Regions from separate parts of the Homo sapiens genome. Here region 1 is linked to region 2. Evidence: chromatin contacts called from ENCODE Hi-C or POLR2A ChIA-PET data. All regions are on one chromosome and are shown on one strand. The core of a region is the stretch at or near the end of the contact, and the rest is flanking DNA. Distances in the headings are between cores, read along the strand shown. Region 1 overlaps HK2 (hexokinase 2). Region 2 overlaps LOC102724482 (a long non-coding RNA gene).

Region 1 (2,843 bases), core at 174-2,673, 99 kb after region 2:
TCCGCCAGCCCCTGCCCTGCTGCAGGTTCCGCGCCTCTTCAGCACTTTCATTCTGTGCCACACAATGGGGCCCTTCCCCATAGTCGGTGGTATTATCACCCAGGATCTGGATGTTTCCTGTCTACACTGCTGTTTCCTGGAGGGTAGGAACTGCACCTTCCCAGTGACACATGACAGTCTTCACCCATCTGTGTCTGTGGCTCCTTTCTGGAGTCTCACTCATCCTCTTTCCTGCTCCCCCACAGCTTTTCTGTTGCTTCAGTGGCCTGACTCTTGTCGTACATACATGCTCTGGGGTCAGCATTCTCTTGCATTCTGATAAGCCTGAGATCCTTTGAGGGGGCACCTGCTTGCCTTATTCACCAGGCCTCAATGTGTTGGTCCTCATTCCACTCCATCACATGACCCCTCTGGTCTTGCTGCAGGACATGGCCCTCATAATATGCAAACATTAGAAAGTAAATTTAGTACTGCAATTGCAATATGCAAACATAATATGCAAACATTAGAAAGTAAATTTAATACCGTGCTTGCAATTTGGTGTTCTGGGGGTATGAGGAACAGGATGGAGGCATGCACCCCTGGCATGGGGCTTGCTGAAAGCACTGAGGAGGTAGTCGGCTCTCAGGAGGGGGTGAGCACATCGTTGGATGCGAAACTGTCTTATATTGTTGATTGAATTATAAAAGTAATGTATATGCGACAGAATACTACTTAGCCATAAAAAGGAACAAATTAATGGCATTCGTAGCAACCTGGATGGGATTGGAGACCATTATTCTAAGTGAAGTAACTCTGGAATGGAAAACCAAACATCATATGTTCTCACTCATAATTGGGAACTAAGCTATGAGGATGCAAAAGCATAAGAATAATACAATTGACTTTGGAGACTCAGAGGAAAGGATGGGAAGGGAGTGAGGGATTAAAAAAAAAACAGCCCTGTGAGTTTCCAGTTTTAATAAAGCTCTGAGAATTAAAAAAATAATAATGTAAAGGTGTATAGCATGAAATTAGACTATATGTAATGTCTGTAGAGGAGTGAATCCCACTGGCCGCCCCTTACCCACAGATATTCCTGGAGGGACTTGGAGTTTTAAGTCTCGGTTGGTTCCTGGAAGAATTTTGCCCAAAATTAATAGTGGCCCTTCCTTTCTCTGCAGAACACGGAGAGTTCCTGGCTCTGGATCTTGGAGGGACCAACTTCCGTGTGCTTTGGGTGAAAGTAACGGACAATGGGCTCCAGAAGGTGGAGATGGAGAATCAGATCTATGCCATCCCTGAGGACATCATGCGAGGCAGTGGCACCCAGGTATGACCCTTCTCTCAGGGCAGCCCCTGGTGACAAAAAACTTCCTTGGCATGTTCTTTCTGTACTTTCTCCAGCCGCTCCCAGCGTGTGGATAGGCAGTCACCCAAGACACTCATGGATGCCAGCACAGCTGTAAGGGCTCCCTCTCAGCCGGAGCTCAGGCTGTTCTGGTTGTATTTTATACCCAACATGTACTCAGTATTAAAAGGAGTGACTAGAGAAGAAGCATGAAATCCAAGTAAGACGCTGTTCAGTGTTGTCACATCTCGGGCCTCAGGGCTTGGAAGAGGTCAAGCCCTCTGATTCGTGGTCGGCTGTTCCCTCTCCCACACAAGGCTCCCTCCTGGGAAAGGAATTTCTGACCATGAGTAGAACACGCTGGGGAGATATTTTTAGACTCATTATTTGTCTTTGGGGTGGCCTTGAGGTAAACCTGCTTTCCTTGTTATCATGCTGGGGTTGGAGAAGGGAGGCTGCATCCCTAGGGCTGTGGGCATTTGAGCTTTACCGAAGTTGTCACGTGGCTCCAGTATAACGTCAGGAGGGACACAGAGGGTAGCGGCCCTTCCACTGCCACTCCTATGCCTGCACCAAGCTGAGGTATTAAAGAGATTGGGTCCTGTATTCAGGCACTCTAGCTGTGTGATTCTGGGCAAGTGATAGACCTCAGTTTATTCATCTGTAAAAAGGGATGATAGTGTACGGATTGTGGTGTAGATTAGAGGAGATGATACCTGTTAAGTATTTGGCATAGTGCTGGTGCATAATCTAGTACTCTTCGTGTTTTTTTCACAGGGGTTTTTGTCTGTTTATCTAATTGCTTCTTGTGCTGTCACTTTCTGTGGCTAGTAATTGCATTGTTCCCTGTTGTGGGGGATGTGGTTGCCTTTTCTTCCCGTTGCCTCGATCTCCTGCCTTGGGCCACATCCCCCAGATGATAAATGTTTAAGAACCAAGTAAACTAGATAAGACAAAACAAAACAAACAAAATAACATCTAAAGTTTGGCTGTGATTATGTAAAAGACTTGTAACGTGATGGTGACTTGTTAGGTGGATTTTTAAGTTTTACAAGAACAACACCCTCCCTGTTGCTTGTATCCTGACAACATGCAGGGGCCAGGCACCTTGCAGTCCCTGCAGCGTCATCCCTAGAGCCTGGCAAGGACAATGAAGTGCGTCTCTGCCAATTGAGAAAAAAAATCCATTTTAAACATTCAAGATGTGAGTGAAGTTCTTCTTGAAAAAAGCTTAAAATTGCTCAGACCACCTAGTTAGAGGGTATCAAGAAAACCTACTCTCCATGCAATATATAAGAAAAACAGTATAGTCCGGATTAAAAAAAAAAACAACTATGAGACCCACCTTGAAGAGCATTAAAACTGTTGAGATATTAGAAAGATTTTAAGTAAGTGAAAAATGCTATTTAAAAATGAAAAGGAAAGAAAGCTAGAAGAAAATATAGGTATCTTTGATCCTAAGGAATAGGAAGACTGCTGTGTACCTAAAAGCAGCAGAAAACACTTGGAAAAA
Region 2 (2,895 bases), core at 302-2,801:
GATTTGTTATGCAGAACAGCTTCAAAGGAGAACTCAAAGTTTAGGCAGAGGCGGAGGCAGATGTAGTGTCTAGTGCCTAGTCTAGTCTGCTGTCCTTAATTCTGTGCACTTGACTCTTCACGTACCAGCCAAATTCCTGATATTCTTCTGCATAAATGCCAGAGGGAGCCAGGTTGGTTGGCTGATTTAGTTACTGTCACTGGTATTGAAAACCTCATCGGGTACCTCAGCCAGCCTGAGTCTTTGGGTTAGGTGCCCACTCATCCAATCAGTAGCCACTCTTGTAGAAGGCCAACCTGTCCCAGTTCACCTGGTTAGGGGCCTGTGGCCATGGCCCTTTCCATGTGAAGGGGAAGTTGGGGTGGCAGGTGTCTAGTGGATCCACCTGGCACCTGTGGTTTGTTGTCGTGTCTTTCCAGGCTTGTGCTCTATGCTTTAGAATCATCCCTACTCCCAATACTTACTCATCTTTTGAGTCTCAATTATGCATTACCTTCTTCATGAAGCTGGGCCATTCCCCTTGGAGACCCCCTGTCTCTTTGCACACCCTCCCTACTAAAGAGAGCTCACTGGCTTCCCCATCCATCTTTCCCACAAAGCTGACCATCCTCAGCTTATTCATCTCAGTCTTCCTAATGCCAGGCTTTGTGGCTGGCTCATAGCAGGGGCTGGATAAATCATTGATAAAACATGAATAGATGTGTTTAGTTGAAAGAGGATAAAGGGAATCATAACATCAGCTACTCTGGAGTGTGGAATGCTTTTGATGTCTGAGTTGGGAGGCTAGGTTCTGTTTCACTGCCTCTTGCAGTAGTTGATACCAGTTCATTGATTATGTCGTTCTGTTACCTGCAGTAGGAACAGATCGTGTCCTAAAAGTGTGTGGTCTGGAACTTGAAGCACATTTTCCCTCATAGAAACAGGTTAGTGGTTTTCAAATTAAAAATAAAATAAACCCAAAAAATCATGAAAAAAAAATTCTACAAGAAACTGAACTTGGAAAGTCAGCTTTGAGGTGGTTTGAAGTTAACAATGGACTGGTCTCTAAGCTTTGGAGGGATAGGGGAAGATGAAAGTGTTGGGGACCCCAGAGCTGCCAGTCAGTTAAAGGGCACTCAGATGCTGTTGTCCCAAATATATAAGTATGGGGGATGGGGGATCCAGGAATATATTTAATTTTTAAAAACTTCACTACTTTATGTTTAAATGGGTAATACACAATGATAGTACAGCTTTTATAATATTTTTATATTTTAGTAACAATGTTTTTACTTCAAATTTACCGTCTATGGGAAATGTTGAAAAAGAAAAGGCCACATAGTTTTCTCTACCCAGATTTCATGCACAGTAAGCTTTGCTTATCATTCCACACATTATTTTGAGTCTAGCTATTTCCTCCCCTCTCCACTCCTTTGACCTATTTTTAGGTCTAGAAGCTAAAAAAAAAAAAAAGATTGTCTAGTGAGGACCTAGTAGCTGGCAGCCCTGAGGGTGGGTGTACCCTGGGGCCTCAGCCCTGGCCTTAACAGGCCTTAGGTGTCGGGGGTGGTGGGGGGGAGGGTTGGGGATTCCAATCCATATTCTGTTAAAGGAACCCTCCCCTCCCTCTTTCTGGGTGAGGCCAAAGGCTGCCCAGTCAGCTGGCCTGGCCTGAGAAGGCTAAGATAGTGCAGGCGCTGTGGTTCCCCATCTCCTCTGCTTCCGTCTCCCACACACTTACAGTTTGGTCCTATTCTTCCCACCCCAAGCTGCTCTGGGGCTGCCACCCTCATACCCCGACCCCAGATCCCAGCCCCAGGCAGATCATTAGGCTGCAGTCAGTCCTGGTTCTTTGCCTTCCTCCCTACCAACTTCTGACTGTGCTGCAGAAAGCAGATAACTGAAAGCCACTCAATATACCTAGAAGGCAGGGCCATAGGATGAGCTTGGCCTTTGGAGTAGCAGACCATGGTTCAAATTGTAGTTGAAACCCCAGCTCTGGGACCTGTTTGCTGTCTGACCACGGGCAAATGACTTACCCTATCTGTGCTACAGTTTCTTATCTGTGAAGTGGAGAAGAGGATAATGATCTACTTTGGAGGGCATTGGGAATTAGAGAAAATGTATGTAAAGTGTCTGGTACAATGTGGCCTACAACTGCCCCTAATAAATGTTTATTGAGGCCTTATCCTCAGCTTTCCAGGAAAGCTGGGGAGGGTTTCCCTCTGGATCTCCTTGTGCTCATGGGGTCGGGACTCTAGGCTGGAGGAGCACAGATTTCCACAATCCTGTGGTACTCATATGTCCGGTAGAGCATCACCTTCATATTTAGAGTCTTCTTCTCCTTTCTTGCGTTAGGATCTTCATGGATTGCAACATTGCACCCTTTACCTAAATGAAACATCAGTGCATATAACTCTCCTCCCATTTTCACCAGGTTAAAACAAAAATTAGGATGGGCAGATGCCAGCCCTTGCTGGAGACCCAGGCTTCTGCATGAATGACTATCCATAAAGCATTTAGATGAGAGAATGTGAGGGAAAGCTGCTGTCCAAGATCTTCTCTGCTGGAGGATGGGACAATGGTCTCACATGCTCAGGAAGGTTTGTAACGTGGGGTTAAGCACGCTAACATGGAAGTTGAAACTCCTGGGTCCAAATCCTGGCTTTTCTAGTTACCAGCCAGGTGCATCAGTTTACTCATCTGTTAAAAGCAGAGGATGATGATGCTGATGAAGAGGATGATGAAGATGAAGATGATGGTACCCATCTCCTCAGGGTTACAGAAGGTGAATTGAATTGATGCAGTGAGAATGGAGTACACTGGACTCACTCATGAAGTATGTTAGCTGCTATGTTCATGCTTTCCCCCTTGGTTCTCTGTGTAGCTAGTGATAGAAATATCAAGCTTTCCAAC

Evidence for each region. A loop is a pair of places that touch in the nucleus more often than their neighbours do. ChIA-PET counts read pairs that join two places held with the same protein, here RNA polymerase II (POLR2A). Pooled maps may share reads with other maps.
Region 1: a pooled map of heart right ventricle shows a loop between it and region 2 (1.8-fold over the local background). The contact joins two enhancer-like sites. A Hi-C loop is called at or near these places in 10 of 168 maps with a recorded cell type or tissue (CD4-positive, alpha-beta T cell, CD8-positive, alpha-beta T cell, Caco-2 and 4 more), 22 of 37 single-sample maps with no recorded cell type and 22 of 50 pooled maps. POLR2A ChIA-PET finds 5 or more read pairs at or near these places in 6 of 52 experiments (AG04450, H1, HepG2 and 3 more).

What each region holds. Positions count from the first base shown.
Region 1 is chr2:74,866,473-74,869,315 of GRCh38, forward strand. HK2 (hexokinase 2) reads left to right here. Exons shown (of 18, transcript NM_000189.5): 3 at 1,164-1,312. Among named protein-coding and RNA genes, the nearest start is that of HK2, 34 kb to the left of the region's middle. Within about 2 kb of position 1,424, at least 15 of the 41 ENCODE cell types and tissues checked have a DNase peak (open chromatin) inside an H3K27ac peak, as active enhancers do.
Region 2 is chr2:74,767,072-74,769,966 of GRCh38, forward strand. All of the region lies in intron 1 of LOC102724482 (a long non-coding RNA gene), which reads right to left. Among named protein-coding and RNA genes, the nearest start is that of HK2-DT, 65 kb to the right of the region's middle. Within about 2 kb of position 1,552, at least 3 of the 41 ENCODE cell types and tissues checked have a DNase peak (open chromatin) inside an H3K27ac peak, as active enhancers do.